Linked DNA regions of Mus musculus: region 2 is linked to region 1. The links are chromatin loops, found by intact Hi-C in ENCODE. Cell type or tissue: left cerebral cortex. All regions are shown on one strand. Links, peaks and the distances in the headings refer to the core of each region. The heading gives the core; the rest is flanking DNA.

Evidence for each region. A loop is a pair of places that touch in the nucleus more often than their neighbours do. Peaks named below come from ENCODE experiments on the same cell type or tissue, not always from the same donor. Only the 100,000 strongest peaks of a DNase experiment are listed, where the experiment ranks them.
Region 2: it touches region 1 in a loop (2.2-fold over the local background); 5 of 42 quality-filtered maps call a loop at or near these places.

What each region holds. Positions count from the first base shown.
Region 1 is chr16:77,325,518-77,333,859 of GRCm38, reverse strand. Mir99ahg (Mir99a and Mirlet7c-1 host gene (non-protein coding)) reads right to left here and starts at 4,532. Exons shown (of 5, transcript NR_015543.3): 1 at 4,182-4,532. In left cerebral cortex, for the core only: CTCF peaks have their summits at 4,306 and 4,871; DNase peaks (open chromatin) are centred at 2,675, 4,340 and 4,542; H3K4me3 peaks cover 3,763 bases; H3K27ac peaks cover 3,356 bases.
Region 2 is chr16:77,248,326-77,256,667 of GRCm38, reverse strand. No RefSeq gene overlaps it. Among named protein-coding and RNA genes, the nearest start is that of Gm31258, 50 kb to the left of the region's middle. In left cerebral cortex, for the core only: a CTCF peak has its summit at 4,154 (motif pointing left); a DNase peak (open chromatin) is centred at 4,134.

The sequences.
Region 1 (8,342 bases), core at 311-8,310:
CATTGAGAATGAGCCCTACCTTGCAGCCAGAACTTGTGTCAAAATGGTCATTAGCTACATCTAGGGTATGCTCATAACCCAAGATGGTGGGCTGGGACAGAACTTAGAAGCTAGCCATAATGCCTTATGGCTGTATAAAGGTCTACCGACACTGAGACATGTAACAATCTCTCTCATTTAACTTGATCCAACAAACCAAAACTCCCAAAATATAAGAGAATAATATTGAAAGGTTAGGGGCTGGGGAAGGGGCTCCTTAGTAAAACGCTTGTGAAAAACTTGACAATATCAGTTTGTATCCACAGCACTCAAATATAAAGTTGGGTACAGTGGCTTGTGAATGTAGTCTTAGCACTGGTGGAGGATTCTGGGGTTTGACTGCCCAAGACTCTAGATGGTTAGAAATCTCTAAGTTTATTAAGAGACTCTCTCAGAATATGTGGTAGGAAATAATACAGAGAGACACCCAATATTGTCCTCTAGCCTGCATGCACACACACGTAATCGCTTAAGTTACTTTAAAGGTTGTGAAATAGCAAAGCTACTTCATAATGACTTCAAATTAAGCATAATAGGACCCATAAAGAGACAGTATAATAGACAACAAATGTAAAGGCAGAATTAATAATGAAATAAACATTTCTCTTAGAAAAGAATCTATTTGAATCCTCCCTCGATAGAGATGTAAGTAAAACACACTTTATGAATTTTATATAGTGGACATAGTCAAAAAGGAATTAGAAAATGGGTCGGTATCTCTTAGTAATCTACTGGCACAAATCTTAGCAACCTGTGCAGCACAAATAGATATATAAAAGAAGATGGAAGAGACGTTCAGAATAATATATTATTAGAAAGTTTCATAAGGAGTTGAATGCTAATAGTAGGAGAAAGAAGAAAAGCCCTGAATTTTCTATTTCTTACAAAAGCCAATAATCTCACAGCTGAAGTAGCTATGAAGGTGAAGATCCAACAAACCAAAAATCCCAAAATATAAGAGAATAATATCGAAAGGTTAGGGGCTGGGGAAGGGGCTCTTTAGTAAAACGCTTGTGAAAAACTTGACAATATCAGTTTGTATCCACAGCACTCAAATATAAAGTTGGGTACAGTGGCTTGTGAATGTAGTCTTAGCACTGTTGGAGGTGTTCCTGCTCATCTTTCAGGTAAAGAAAAACAATAGGTACCACTGCTTTCAGGGAAAGGCCTTTGGGAATCCATAGTGTGGATGGGATAAATCTCCTTCCAAATAAATTCCAAAGACCAACTGAAATACAGATGCAGCGATGTGGTCCCATCCTGACCAGTGCAGATGCAGGCTCACTGCTACAGATGTCTACTGCTACAGGGGTCAAGAAGGAACCTGAGATGTAATGAGCATGAGATGTAAGCAGATCACAGAGGTGGATAACAACAGAGCACGTGCAGTTCACTCTGGAACCCTCTATGTGAACTCAAAGGTTCAAAGTTCAAATGAAAAGAAAAAAAGCGCACCCTGCTTTGCTGTACAGAAGGACAGTTAATCACCAACATGGGGGAAAAATGCGCCTGGCAAGTGATTCGTGAGAGCGTCTACAAGTTCCCTGTATCACCCTTTCCCTTTGTGAAGCTCAATTTCACCTTGTTTCATTTAGCAGTGTCAGAAGACATTTTATTTTCATTTTTCTGTATATATTTGTTGGATTCTTGTACAATTCTCTTCTGTCCAAGAATAAAATGAATTATGGCATCCGGAGAAGGGAGGAGCTGGCTGTAAGATGTTAAAAAGCATGTACATAAAACATGAATATATGCTTGTAGAGAATACGCATGCATGCACTCTTCATATAAATAAGAAATATGGCTGTAACATATTAGCTGTTAACATATAACCGTTTCCTCTTAGCTGGAGGAAAAAAAACTGAGCTCAAGGGAAGATTAGCACTTTCTTTTTAAAAAGATATGCACCTTCTTAAATACATAGAATTAAAATACTAGAGTTGATTTTAATTTTTAAAAGTTCTCTACAGTCCACTAGTAAGTAAGTATGACCAGCTATGATAACAGATCAACATTTAAGTTTAAACATTTAAATGCTATGCAGCACTTTCTATCTTTTGTTCCTTGCAATTCACCCACTTCCAGAGGGAACCACATTCTTTTGGAGGCCCTCTCTCTACCATGCTGACTTTCTGAGCTGTGCTTGAAAAAAATAGTAATAATGAAGTTGCCTTTTGTACTTCTAGTTTTTTAATTGGTTTGGAGGAAATAATAAGGAATGCATTTTTTTCCTCAATCATAATCTTCAGAAGGTCCATCTTTTTCATAAATCCTTAGCTACACCTTTGCTTTATTTATCAGGAGACGTACAAGGCTTTCAAAACAATACACACATTTTCTTGCTATTCACATCAACTTAACAAAAGGCCTTATGAAATATATTCCGGGTGCTTTGTGGGGAAAGAACACAATTTTTCAAAACATGTAAATGAAAAAAAAAAATCATTGGTTTTCTCTCTTAAAAGGAAAATCCCTTTCTGGCAGCAGGAACAAGCAGGAACTGTGTGGCCACAAGGACAAAGAGTGAACGTAACAGGTGGCAAGGACATAATGAACTTCGTTCTCTCAGGAAAGAATGCGGCTGCCATATTTTGCTTTGATAAGGCAGCTCAGGTCACATGACAGGACGAACTTGTCTTTCCTGTGCATAATCTCCGTTCAAAATGCAAACCTAGGGCTCAGGGCTGCCAGCGGTTAACAGGTTTCCATAAAGTTTGCAAAGGCAGCTAAGAAATGCTACAAAATTACCTCGGAAATGGAATCACATTCCGACACCCTTAAAGTCCCCTTCCCTTTCACTACAAATCTGCAGCTTCTCACTGGCTGCCTTTTGTTTGGTTTTTTGTTTGGTTTATTAATTTACTTTAACAAACAGAAGATTCCAGATAAAAGGAGTCTGTCCCCCATGTAAGTTCTGTGCTTTAAACAAGTAGACAAAACTGAATTGTCTCTCTGCTTTGGAAAATGTTTAAACGATGCTGAAGTAGACCTAAAACTTCATCAAATCAACAAATGGACCATAAAGATCCTCCATATTTTTTGATAACATCAATTGCAAATATTATGGTAGCAAAAACTGATTTTTCTAATGAGGTGAACATCAGAAAGTATATTTTAGCACTTACTATAAATGTGATTATGAACATGAGAGGTTGGAATAAGAAAAATAGGTCGCCTCGGCTCACATTCCTGGACATGCTGGCAAGCTAAGATTTTCTTTGAACAACAACAAAACATAGTTAAAACAGGACTTAGTTACGTTTAAACAAGGAATTATTCTCAACTTATACTGTAAGGTTTTTCGTTGAGCTTGGTTGGTTTTATTTTAGAAAACATGACCTTACTAACTTCTAAGGTATTTGCACTGAAACAAACAAACAAACAAACAAACAAAAACTGCTCTGCATTACTGCAACATGATTCTTCAAAAAGAAATGTGTGCAAAGTCGATAGCACACAACGTGAGCAAACAGGATCAGCAGGAACAAAAGAAGTTTGCACGCTGTTGCTCAAGGACTTTTAAAGAATCCTTCCCAGGGATAAGACACATAAACCACTGGGAAGGGACTTGGGAAATCAAAGCACACTTAGTTTTCAATGCATGAAGATGTACTTTCTTAACTATTTTATATTAAAAATAAGAGGGAGCAACAGCAATTCTCACTGGCTGGCTGGCTGGCTGCTAAACACGGGCCCTGACCCTTCTCCTGGCCAGGAATGCAAAGCTCTTTCCATAGGACTTATTCCTGAGATAAGGCACCAAATCATGAAGCCAGCGCCCAGTGACACAGAAGTTGGACTAAATGCAATGTTTACACATATCCTGACTCCCCCTTCTTCCTCATCCCAGCCACATTTGATTTGCCTAAATCAATATTGACTCTGGTTGCAGAAAAGCAGGACTTAAACAAAAGAAAATCTGGAAGAGAAAGAACAGACTGGACGCTACGAGTTTTTTTTTTTTCTCTCAGATTGCAAGTATCACGTGAAATGAAGCAGAGACAAAGCCACAGAGCTTCGGAATTTCTAAGTATTCTTGATGGCTTGTTTCTCCCCCCACCCCCCAAAAAGCAGAGCAGATTTCTTAACTTGTATTACAACCCAGAAAGAATATTTGAGCAACATCTTAAATCTGCACTCACCATGTGAAAGCAACAGTTGCGTGGAGTAAAAGTGTGTTATTTCTCCTGCCCCTGTTCCATTTCAGTTCTGACTATAGTTGTCCAACAACCAAAAGGCCGGAGCTGCCACCCAGAGGCCCCGTCCACGATCTGGTTCATTTGCCTGTCAGCCCGAGAGCTGGCTTCTGCCGGCTGCAGCTGTGCACTTTGCTGAAGTTCTAATATAAATCTCCATATGGTTCCCACCGCCTCACATAGGTGATCTGGCCTCTCGGTTCAATGAACGCGCAGCTGAACTCTTTTCCAGGTGAGTCTGTGAGAGCTAGCTTTGAAGTCGTCCACTCTCAAGTTCAGGAGTTCTTGGTGAGGAGTGGGTGGAGAGAAGCAGCCTTGCTCCGGGGAACTCAGGCTGCAGTCAGAATGCGAAAACTTCCTCTGTTTTCCTGCCTTGCGTGGCTGAGCGCTAGTGCCTCTTTTCACAGAACTTCGGAATGTACAGGCAGGACGCAAAAGGGGCCCTGCCAGACAAGCCTTTCTCAATCAATTAGCTTGCAGCCATTACTTGTGACCCGAGGTCACACAGCATAAGTGTGTGGGGTGTGCCTTCAGGGGTCCCAAGGCTACTTATTACAGCTTAGATAACCTAAGCCGAGCAGACACTGCATTCTAGAAATATTTTTTAATAGTAAATGTGCTAAAGATGTAAAGTAAACCGAAGGTAACCCCCTAGTGTTCTTTCTGAGTAGGTATTGCTTGACTCAGTGAATTTAAAACAATACTTTTTCACATTAAATCAAACAGCGTTCAGGACAGAATAGTAACATGTTTTCTTTATATTATGTGCCTGCAGATGTGGAAATGACAAAAGAGCTCATGTAGACACTCACATGATTACCAGCATACATATCCCTTGTATCACATGGCTAAGCATAGGCAGTAGTATGGTTTTCCTTGAGACTTTTAAAGAATTTTAATGTAAAATTAATTTTAATTAATTAATTTTGATGCAACTATCGACAAAGTTCTCCGTAGCTAAGGAACTGACCTCACTTTGAGGATACAGCCTAGCCTGCTAACCCCGGGTGAGATTCCATGCAAAATTAACTTCACGAATTCTCTTATTTTCAGAACTATATTAGTTACAATTTCCTCCAGTTCCGAAAAAGCGCTTCTTCATTTTAGTACATTTTTAACTGGGAATTCATAAGAAAAGCTATGACGTGCTAAGAAAAAAAAATGTAATATTGCAAAACTCTATCTGCGTTTTATGCATTACATCTTCGTAGTCTTCAAAAACACTTTACAAGGATAGGTATCATTATCAAATTTGTGACAAGGAAGTATCAAGTAATTGTACTTCAAAGCAAACCCTTTCTTTGAATGATCCAACCAAATTAAAATGCTCATGTTTCTACAGTGATTAGATTAGACACCCTCCCTCTCCCAGTAGCTGTCACTCAGAGATAGAGATAGATGCCCAACACTCCATCCTTCACCCTATTTACTAAGTAACTGCACAGGCATGCGAGGCCTGCCTGGGAAATTCCTTTAGATGCTGATCTTTCATCTGCCTCGACCATCTTCGAATTAGCAAAACTGAATTAGCTTTAATCAGCTGTTATCTGATATAAAACAAAACATAGACAAATTAAAATGAACAAATTATAAGATTAGCAGCTAAATAATGCTTTCTAATAGGTAGAGCAGACTTTTTGAAAGTACAGAAACAGAGAATATAAGTGGTAAAGTTAGCTCTGGGTGAGACTGAGTGCAGAAACTGGGGTTTCCACTTTCTCAAATGTGAAATATGCGTCATTGATTGGTCTGTATATCGCCTCTGAATAAGTTTTAGAAAACAAAAAATAAATAAATAAATAAAACATGTTTGAGATCTTTCTGTGACTCCCTCATGCCTGTTTTGTATACTGAAAGTGAGCATCACTAAAAAATAGACATTGAAAAATAGACATGGGAAAATGACCAACCTAGTTAGCGACTAACCTAGTTAGTGCTTGAAGGTTCCCAAGGCCACCGAGGTTGCTACACTTCATCACTACCCCAATACCCCGTGTTGTACATTCAGAGTTTTCTCAATCGCTTTATTCAAGATGAACAGCTAATTTAAGAGTCAACAAGGGCACCCAGCCTTATATTTTAGATGTCTACAGTCATCTACTTTCAAGATTTAGCCCCTATTGTAATGGAACATCAGTGTACATGAAATAAGGATTTCTTTCTAGCAAGTTCAGAAAGGTCACTAATAACCATGCACAGCATAAAACATACAACAGAAGTTGAACAGGCCTTGATGATTTCCCTGGCTATAAAGTAGTTTTTATGGCCAGTTTGTAGGTTTTTATGTGGCCATAGACCTTTCTGAATTACACACAGGTTATGAAAATAGTCCCCTCTGCTGAAGTCTGCTATTACTCGGCAATGATTACTACCCAGACACTATTAGAGAGAGTTTGTCATTTTGATTCACGTCAAGTCCCATCTTTACTTTGTAGAGGAAACGTTCGCTCCTCTAGATGTTTTCTGATGACTTGATCCAATGTAGCAGATCATGGGCTGCTCAATTCATTTAATTTGAAAATTATCTCCCCTGCCTAAATCATTTCACAGTGTATTTTGAGGTGCTAACTTAGAATACAGGATACAATTCACAAAGCTCAAGAAACTCAAGAAGGAGAAAGATCAAAGTGTGGATACTTCGGTCCTTCTTAGAAGGGGAAACAAAATACCCATGGAAGGAGTTACAGAGACAAAGTGTGGAGCAGAGACTGAAGGAAAGGCCATCCAGAGACTGTCCCACCTGGGAATCCATCCCATACACAGACACCAAACCAAGACCCTTGGATGCCAACAAGAGCTTGCTGACAGGAGCCTGATATAGCTGTCTCCTAAGAGACTCTGCCAATGCCTGACAAATACAGAAGTGGATGCTCACAGACATCCACTGGACAGAGCTCAGGGTCCTTCCTAATGAAGGAGCTAGAGAAAGTACCCAAGGAGCTGAAGGGGTTTGTAGCCCTTAGGAGGAACAACAATATGAACTAACCAGTACCCCCAGAGCTCCCAGGGACTAAACCATCAACTAAAGAGTACACATGGAGGGACACATGGCTCCAGCTGCATATGTATCAGAGGATGATCTAGTTGGTCATCAGTGGGAGGAGAGGCCCTTGGTCCTGTGAAAGCTTGATGCCCCAGTGTAGGGGAATGCCAAGGCCAGGAAGCAGAAGTGGGTGGGTTGGTGGGGGGTGGGGAGTAGGGGGTTTTCAGAGGGAAAACCAGGAAAGAGGACAACATTTGAAATGTAAAAAATAAAATATCTAATAAAAATTTTTTTAAATTATCTAAATTGCCTAAATCATTTAACAGTGCAAAAATTGCTATATGTATTTAAAGGTGCTAACTTAGAACACATTTTTAAAAATTAAAAATTCATTCCAATTATCGATTTAAACTCTTAAGTTTCAATATGCTAATATTAAATTATGCAGGTATAATTAAAAGGAATTATATAACAAGATATTAATCATAAAGTTACATGTTAATATTTTTATATCAATTACAGTATGTATCTATACATACTGTCCTTCACAATATGCAATGTTTGGAAGAAGGTCACTTTTTCATGGAAGAAAAAGAAATCCATAGAATAAATTTCTAGGAGCTGAGGGTGTAGCTCCATAGTGGAAAGCTTATTTGATATAAACAAAGCTCTTGGTTTGATTCTAGCCTACAAAAATCAGAAATTTCCCACTTTTCATGACAATTTATGAGCAGTCCAGAATCATTAGTCAAACTCAGACAACATTTGGTTAAAATATCTATAGAAAAAAATAGAGCAGGCAAAAATCCCAAATGCAAAGATGAATTTAATATTCTCATTGTTAGTCTTAGTTTTTAAATTTTATTTGTTTCTGCAGTACTGGGGATCAAACCCATAACATTGGTTCTTTACCAGTGAGCTATATACTAGCCTCTGCCACTCATGTGAAATTGATAATAAATTGATAATGTTACACTATGAAAACCAGTGGGGTATCTAGCCTATGAATCCAAATTCAAGAAAGCTGTTGTACATTTCTTGATAAATGTCAATAGTGTCATATATTAAGGAGCTTCAGTTCTTTGTACTGCGAAACAAAGTTGGGTTCACAGGATGCGTACATG
Region 2 (8,342 bases), core at 324-8,323, 77 kb after region 1:
TAAAACACAATTACATATTTTCTTTGTATATTTACAAAGATTGACACATTTAATTACTAAAATATTCTTATAGGTTCTTAGTTTTTCCCCCATTCTAGTCAAATTAAAAAGTACTTGTGTGAGGGGCTGAAGAGTTGGCTCAGTGGTTAGGAGTACTCCCTGCTCTTTTTGAAGTACTGAGTTCAATTCCTAGCACCCACACAGCATCTCACATCTGTCTGATGCCATCTTCCAGTGTACAGATGTAAATGTAGAAAAGGTACCCATATACATAAAATAAATAAATTGAAAAATGTTATAAAACCAAAAATATTACCTGTATGATAGAATACCTTTATGATGCTTGTATATACTTTTATGTATTAGGACTCTTGGACTCCAGACAGTGGTAGCGTTTGAGAAGGTTCTGGAACCTTTAGAGGGAGCAGCTTTCCTAGAGAGGCAGTCATTGATGGTTTGTAACCCCAACCCACTAGCTGCTCCTTTTTTCCTTCTTGTAGGTAGATGAAAATGTCATCTGCCAGTTTCCTTCTCTTTCACATGCCATATTTCTGATTATATTTTATTGGTCAGAACTAGCCATGTGGTGCTACATAACTAATCACCTAATTGATCAATGGGCAATTTGTTTGTTTTAATCATGGGAGAAAGCTGAATTTCCTAATCAGAAGTAATGCTCCTTTCCAGAAAGATACAGAAGATTTAAAACACTGTGACATAGAAATTTCTGAGAGATTGCAATGTCCATCACCCTCAAACCAGCAAGTTAATAACTAAATACAATAATCAAATAAGTCCTAGACAAAATTCTTAATACAAACTCCTCATGGACCCATACTGATATTGTTCTAAATGAAATATTTTTTTATAGTTCTGTCTCTCTTATGTTTGACTTAGAAATGGGCAAAAGGGATATGTTATCTAATATACAATATATATTGAGGAATGACATCATCAAACTCTTCTTTACATTAAGCATTTCATACACTAATTTGACTTGTATCTATTTTAAACTAGTTCCAGAGGTATAAAAAGACATTGCAGTATGATTCACTATATAACCTGAATTTGATTAAGATGTTATGGGACTAATCTGGGGTAAATGTATTCAATGTTCTAAAGATAGGATCACTTGAGAGAGATGGAAAGGTAATGTGTCAAACATTTAGTAGTCGCTCTGTTTTTATAATGAGTGATAATTAAAAGCTAGGGGAGAAAGTCAATGAAATGATTCCTAATGATATTCTGTTATTCTTGTAGACAGAAGCCTGGAATAATCACCATCACAGAGTTTTCATCCAGCAACTGATAAGAGCAGATGCAGAGTCACACAGCACACATTAGGTAGAGCTCAGAATTTCTGCAGAATAAGGGGAGGGAGGGTTGTAGGAACCAGAGGGCTCAAGGACACCACAAGAGCAAGACTTGCAGAATCAACTAACTAGGGCTCATAGGGGCTCAGAGAGACTGGGCTGACAATCAGGGAGACGGTATGAGTCTGACCTAGGTCCTCTGCATAAATGTTACAGTTGTGTTGCTTGGAGTTTTTGTGGCAGTACTTAACAATGGGAGCAGGGGCTGTCTTTATCTCTTTGACCTGATTTTGGGACTCTTTCCATCCTAATGAGTTGCCTCATCCAGCCTTAGTGTGTGGTTATAGCAAGTTTTATTGTAACTTGTTCTGCCATGTTTGTTTCATTCCTCTGGGAAGCCTGTTCTTTTCTTAAGAGAAATAAAGGAGTAGATTTGGAGGAGAAAAAGGTGGGGGGAAGGACTTGGAGGAGAGAAAAGGGATGTAATGAGAGAAGAAAGGAAAATAAAGGAAGGAAGGAAGGAAGGAAGGAAGGAAGGAAGGAAGGAAGGAACAAATGAACGAACAAATGAAGGGAGAAAAGAAGAAAGAACAAAGAATGGAAAAACACCTTGAGTGAGTGAGATAAGCTAGACCCAGAAAGACAAATGTGATTGGTATCTTGCCTAGTCTTCCTCAGAGAGGAGTCACACAGCAACCAATGTGAGCAAATGCAGAGACTTGAAGCCAAACACTAGGCAGAGGAAGGGAACCCCATAGAAGAGGGGTTGGGGGTGGATTGTAGGAGTCAGAGAGGTTGAGGATACCATGAGAACAAGGCCCACAGAATCAACAAAGCAGGGTTCATAAGGGCTCACAGATACTGAAGTGACAAACACTGGTCCGGTAAGCAGCTGAGCTAGGTCTTCTGCTTATACCTTATGGTTGTATAGCTTGGTGTTTTTGTGGGACTTGCAGCAGTAGTTCGAGCTGTCTTTGACTCTTTTACCTGCACTTAGGACCCATTTCATTCTACTGGGTAGCCACAACCAGCCGTGAGATGAGGGGAGATGCCTAGTCTTATTCATCTTGTTAAGCCATGTTTGCTGGATATTCTGCTGGGAGACCTGCTTTTATTTTCCTATAGCATATGACCTTTTCTCTATAGTATCCACCAGCTTGAAGAAGACAAGAGAAGAGTCAAAGAGTATGGCCTCTGTAAGAGGAGCTCAAACTAACTTAATTTGTCCTTTTCTCCTGAGGTATGTCCCAGAACTTAATGGCCCAGGGTTGCAGAGGAAGGGTCCAGGAAGCCTCAACTGGATATCTCAAATGAGGACAGGAGTTCGCTACCTCCCCTGCTCCAATCTGGCACCGTAAAGACAGCGGCCCAACCATCAACCCTAGTAAAACATTATTATCCTGACAGTCAGGCTTCACTCCTTGTTTGACCTTATAAGGACCTCTACCCACACCCTACAGCCCCTGGATATAGAGATGAAGCATCTTTCTACTTCTCTGTCCTGGCTAAATGATGCATAGCACACAAACCTTGTCCCAGAGACCCTGGCCACCTCCCCAGGGTCATAAATACTCCTTTCTTCCCCTCAATAAGAGGACCTGTTGTCTGAAGCTGCTCTGTGCGTGTGTGTACTCATCACCAAGATCCTGTACTGCACCTACCTGTGCTAGGCTAAGCTTCCCTCTCTTCAGTCAAGCTTGGTCTACAACAAGTCTGGCTACCCTCTGAGGGGGAAGTGGACACAGACACAGGGCAGCTCTGAGGTATATATAGTAAACAATGCTTGATAATGAGAAATGGGGCAGCTTTTGAGGGGATCGTGTTAGGATGAAACTACCAGCCTCTTTGCATCCTGGGAGGTTGCTAAATCCCCCCCCACACACACACACACACAAAAAGTGTACTATCTTTCCATGCTCCGTTGTATCTTAAAACTTATGAACACTGGGTAGCTTTCTATGATGATTCAAGTCAAACTGTTATGTTTGTTGGATTCCTAACTGGGAGATTGCCTTAATCAGATTATCCAGTGGGAATGTCTATAGGACACTCTTGGTTGATGACTTATATAGGAGGGCTCACCACTTATACAAGAGATAATACCACTGCTAGGCAGCAGGTCCTTGACTATATAAGAAAGCTAACAGAGCTGAAGCAAGAGAGCAAGCTAACCATTAAGCAGGGTCCCCAAGGGGTTCCCGCATCTGCTAAGGCTCCAGTTCACCAACTTCCCTGTGATGGAACTGTAACCCAAACGCTTCTTTCCCTCCCGTGAGTTGCTTTCAGTCCTGGTGTTCATCACTGTAAAGAGAAAAGCAGATTGGTACAGGAGCCATCCTGTGAACACTCATCCCTTCATCTGAAACCATCTCCTCCCTACAATAAAATCCAATACCCACAAACCTGTAATGACTGTAAACTGTTGTCACCACTTGAAATTCAGTGACATAGAAGAAAAGTGAATGTTATAGACTCAAGAAGATGAATAACCAGCTTTGACAGTGGACTAAAAAACTGGCTTTCCATGAAACTGGAATATTCAAGAGTATAATAGAGATAAGTTTAGATTCTCCTGTAGATATATTGATTAGAGCACTGTAATTTTTAAAGAAATTGTCATAATCATAGCAAGCAATAGTTTACAAGGCACTATAAAACTGAACTCACCTATAACAGTTTCATGGTGTCTTAAAAACAGGACATCAAATAAAAATAAATTGAAGTTTCATATAGGAGCACCGGATTCCTTAGACGTGTTTGTGAACAGCCCGCTTATGTGGTTAAATACAAGACAGAAGACAAAAACAAAGCTGTTACAGGAAGACTTGATCTACTGCCATCTAGTGGAAATTTAATTTTTACTTATTTTATTGACTACCAAAAACAAATCTAATTTCCAAATGCTACAGCTTGTAAATAAAACTGTGTCAGTTTCTTTCATTCTGTAGAGAGAGGTTACACTGTAGCCATAGTACCCCTGACACTACTCTGAAGTCCTAAATTGAATACAATCAAGGAAGTTACACTTTCCAGTGTTTTATAGTTTGACTTATGAACTTATTTATTTTAATGGCCTTGCTTATAACAAAAGAAAAGGATGCTGGAAGATCTCCCCTCAGCTACATTCATCATCTTGAGAATGGAAGCAATAAACATGTTGATTTACCAATGTTGCATGAATAGCTGGTGCCTCAGCCACAACAGGACATACCCTCTTCTCGTAATCATTCTCTTTGAAATACTGTAGAGGCAACAGGCTTTACGTCCAGTTTTCCTTGATCAGAGCGCAGCGTTGACTTCTCTTTAAAGTGGGGTTAGGACTTTGGCTTTATTTAAAATCACTTGATCCTGCTATCTTTTTCCCTTATAGTATTTGAAACCTCGGTTGGAACAGAATTGAAAATAAATCAGGAGAAGTGGGCCTGGGGCTTTAAATTGTAAACCTATGATGAACGATATATTTTCAGCCTTGAGCCCCTCAAAAGTCATGGTGGAACGGGAGCTTGTGCATGGTACTCCCCGCCCCACTTCTATAGACTTAGTATTAGAAGCAAAGGAGACAGTTCCATGTACTTAGAAGAGCTGTTGTTTATGATTTCTAAAACATACTATCACTTTGAGTGGCAGGTAAGGAAGTATACTATTGTCCCGAGTGAGTGTTTGACCCAAGAAACTATGTATTTCCCTAGCTGTACTAACTTCCTGTTCAGCAATAGGATGAGTAAGCAAACCAGGAAGCAACTCAGAGGGGCCAGTCACAGTTGTTTGGTTTTTCTGGCTTAGCCTTTGAAGAATGGAAGCTGGTCATCTTTAAGAGCTAGAAGGAAAGAGCAGATTTAAGGGAGCGACGATGACACAAGAGGAAGGAGACTCATTAACTGAGCAAGTTTCTTGATTGATGGAAGATACAGTCTTGAATCCTAAGAGGAGTTAGCACTTCCACAGGAGCAGGCAGTGGGTGTCCACATCAAAGACAGCACTTGTTGGACAAATTTCATGTGGATTTTACATGAAAAGAAAATATATTTATTGAATTTTAATGAGATCTTCATATTCGATCTCTATTAAGTTTGTGTGTTATAAATTTGTAATTTAAACATCAACGTTTTAAAGTAACTATCTTATAAATTCATTATTTTAATCCATGGGTGTGTTCCTCATATGAATCTCTACAGTATTATTGCTTCTAGGCTTAGCATGAAGATATACAAGTGATAATAGAATGAAGTTTAATAGTTTTTAAAAGATGTATAAATTTTAAAACATTCTGTTTAGCCCAAATAATTTAGAGTATAAAACGATGTATTTTCATTTTTTCACATTTTATTTTCAAATTTATGCTACAGAAGAATGTTACTTTTATGGCCAGCACTCTTTCTAAAATTGCAATTTAACAAAATATGGTTCTTTTTCTGAGTCAACCACAAATTGCTTAGTGAACTAGGACAAACCAAAGATCAGTTCTTTCCCACACTTCCCTGAGCACGTTTGAAAAAATGTGGAATTAAGCCATTATTTTCTATCTGTGTCAAACTCTGAATGGTTCTGAGTTTATGATAACATTGTTCTCCTCTTAAATAAGCATGAATTAGTATATAAATTGCTTATTATTCCCTTTATACTCATGAGTCATTAAAATTTTAAGATATTCAGAGGCTTTATGGAGATCTAAATAACAGAAGAGTATGCTACCACAGCAGATAAATAATACTAAAAGATCCAGGATGCATTTTAAAGGATGAATTATGAATCTTGGTATAAGTGACAATAACCTAGTCTCGATTCAATAAATGACAAATAAGTTTTCTATTCACACAGAAAATTTAGATAAACAGAAGAAAATATAACAACTACCAGGAAAAAAAATGGTTTCCTAAGATCCTTATTTACTAAAGGAAATATGAAATCAGGGACAACTTGCATAGTCACTACAGAGAGACTCAACATGCAAGTAAGACAATGAATGGCAGAAAGGAGAATGTACGCAGTAGGAGTCCATAGTACAAGTTAATCTACTCTATGAATCAGATTTATTGTTTTTCATCCACAGTCCAGGGGCTGGTGCAAATTAGAGCACGCTAGTTATTAAAGGCACCTATTCTTTGCTCACACATGTAATAAGACAGCAGAATCTTATCAGTAAAATGTAATGCTTTATCCTTCCCTCATTGTTACCCATGGTTTACCTTCCTTCAATTCTAATTACTCATGATCCATGTCAGTCCAAAGGCGTGACCCAAAAGCAAGCATGATAACCCATATATGAAATTTCACCACTAAGTAAGAAGACAATGAGATCAAGGCCAGATTGCAGTGAATCGTGAAATAGCAATGGGTCTCAAAAGTATTTATATAAAAGCTCAAGATATAAATAATCTGTAATTTTTAAAATGTTCAATATTGGTAGCAAGATGCAATATTATAGCACCCACTACACCCTCCTATTATCTGAATTATTATTTTTTCATATTTGCTAAAATTCAGGTTGTATACATCTCTTGAGCACTATTCACTTGCTAGCCATTTTGACTACCATGTGGAATGGTGTGGGATCTCAATGTTTCTGCGCAATGACTGCAAACCATACAACTAGTAATGTGTGTGGAAATGTTCATAAAGTATATTGTTATAATAACCTATGATCTTATAGCCTATTAGCTATAATACTAGTTGTTAATATTTTAATATGTGTATTTTATGCATTAAACTTTAGGTATACATACGAGGAAAGTATAGCTGCTTTAGTTATTTGTCTTGTTGTTATGATAAACCCAAGAGAAACAACTTAAGAGTTTGGCTCACGGTTTCAACACAATAGTCCATCATGGAATGACAGAGCAGTTCACTAAGGTGCAAGTAAGCACAGGCTAATTCTCAGATCATAGATTCACCAGAGAGAGAGAGAGAGAGAGAGAGAGAGAGAGAGAGAGAGAGAGAGAGAGAGAGAGAGAGAGAGAGAGCAAAAGAGAGAGAGAGAGAAAGAGAAGAACGGAGGAGCCAGAAGTAGGATAAGACCACGAAACTCACATGTCTACCTTTATGGACTCCACCACCTATTACCCATAACCCTCCAAACAGTACCATCACATGGAAGATGATGTATTCAGAGACACAAGCCAGTAAGAACATTTCCCATTTTAACTATCACACTCCAACCCTGGCTCCCACAGACTCTCAATGCAAAATATTATCACTGCTGTTTCAAGATTCACTGCAATCTTAACAATGTCACAATGTTCACGTGTCCAAAGTTTCTACAGAGACTCAAGACAAACTCATTTCTGTGTGAATGCAGCCCTACAATACAAGAAACAATTTTCTTCTTTCGAATTCTCACCACAGAGTAAATATTCCCTATCCAAAAGAGAGGCACATGAGGAAAGCAAAGAAATAGTAGACATAAATCAAGTTGAAATCCAGCAGAGGAAACCAAGTAATCCATGTTCCACATACAGGTGGTCCAAAACTGGAGCTGGGGAAATGAGTTGTGCTCCAGTAAACTTATGGAGTCCTGCACCTAAAGTGCTGCCACTTTTAGTACACAAGTGTGGTATTCTTCAACACCAAGCTTTCTTCAACAAATGATCCATATTCCTTAAGTCTCCAACATCCTAGCATCTCCAGTGGAACTTAGGGCTTTACCTTCTTGAGTTTAGATACAGCAATCTCAGACAGTCCCATGTAGGCAATCTGTTTCTGCATATTACATGTCTTCCAGGCTTTTCTATAGAACCTTGCCACAAACTTCTGCACTTATGTGATGTCTTAACTGTTGGCATCTGCATTCCCAAAATATGAGCACCATGTGGATCATCTCAATTCCTGTTGTCAATCCAAGGTATATACTGGTCCACTTTGACCCAAATTATAATCACCTCCTGGTGTTTGTGTGTTCAGAGTTGGTAAAATATTTCTACAGACAACCCTGTTTGAATGTAGATTCCTGTGGTCACATTTTCTTTTGAAAGGAATGTCATACAAATGGATCTTTCAATTAATAACATGGAACCTTTGATAAGTAGGATTCCC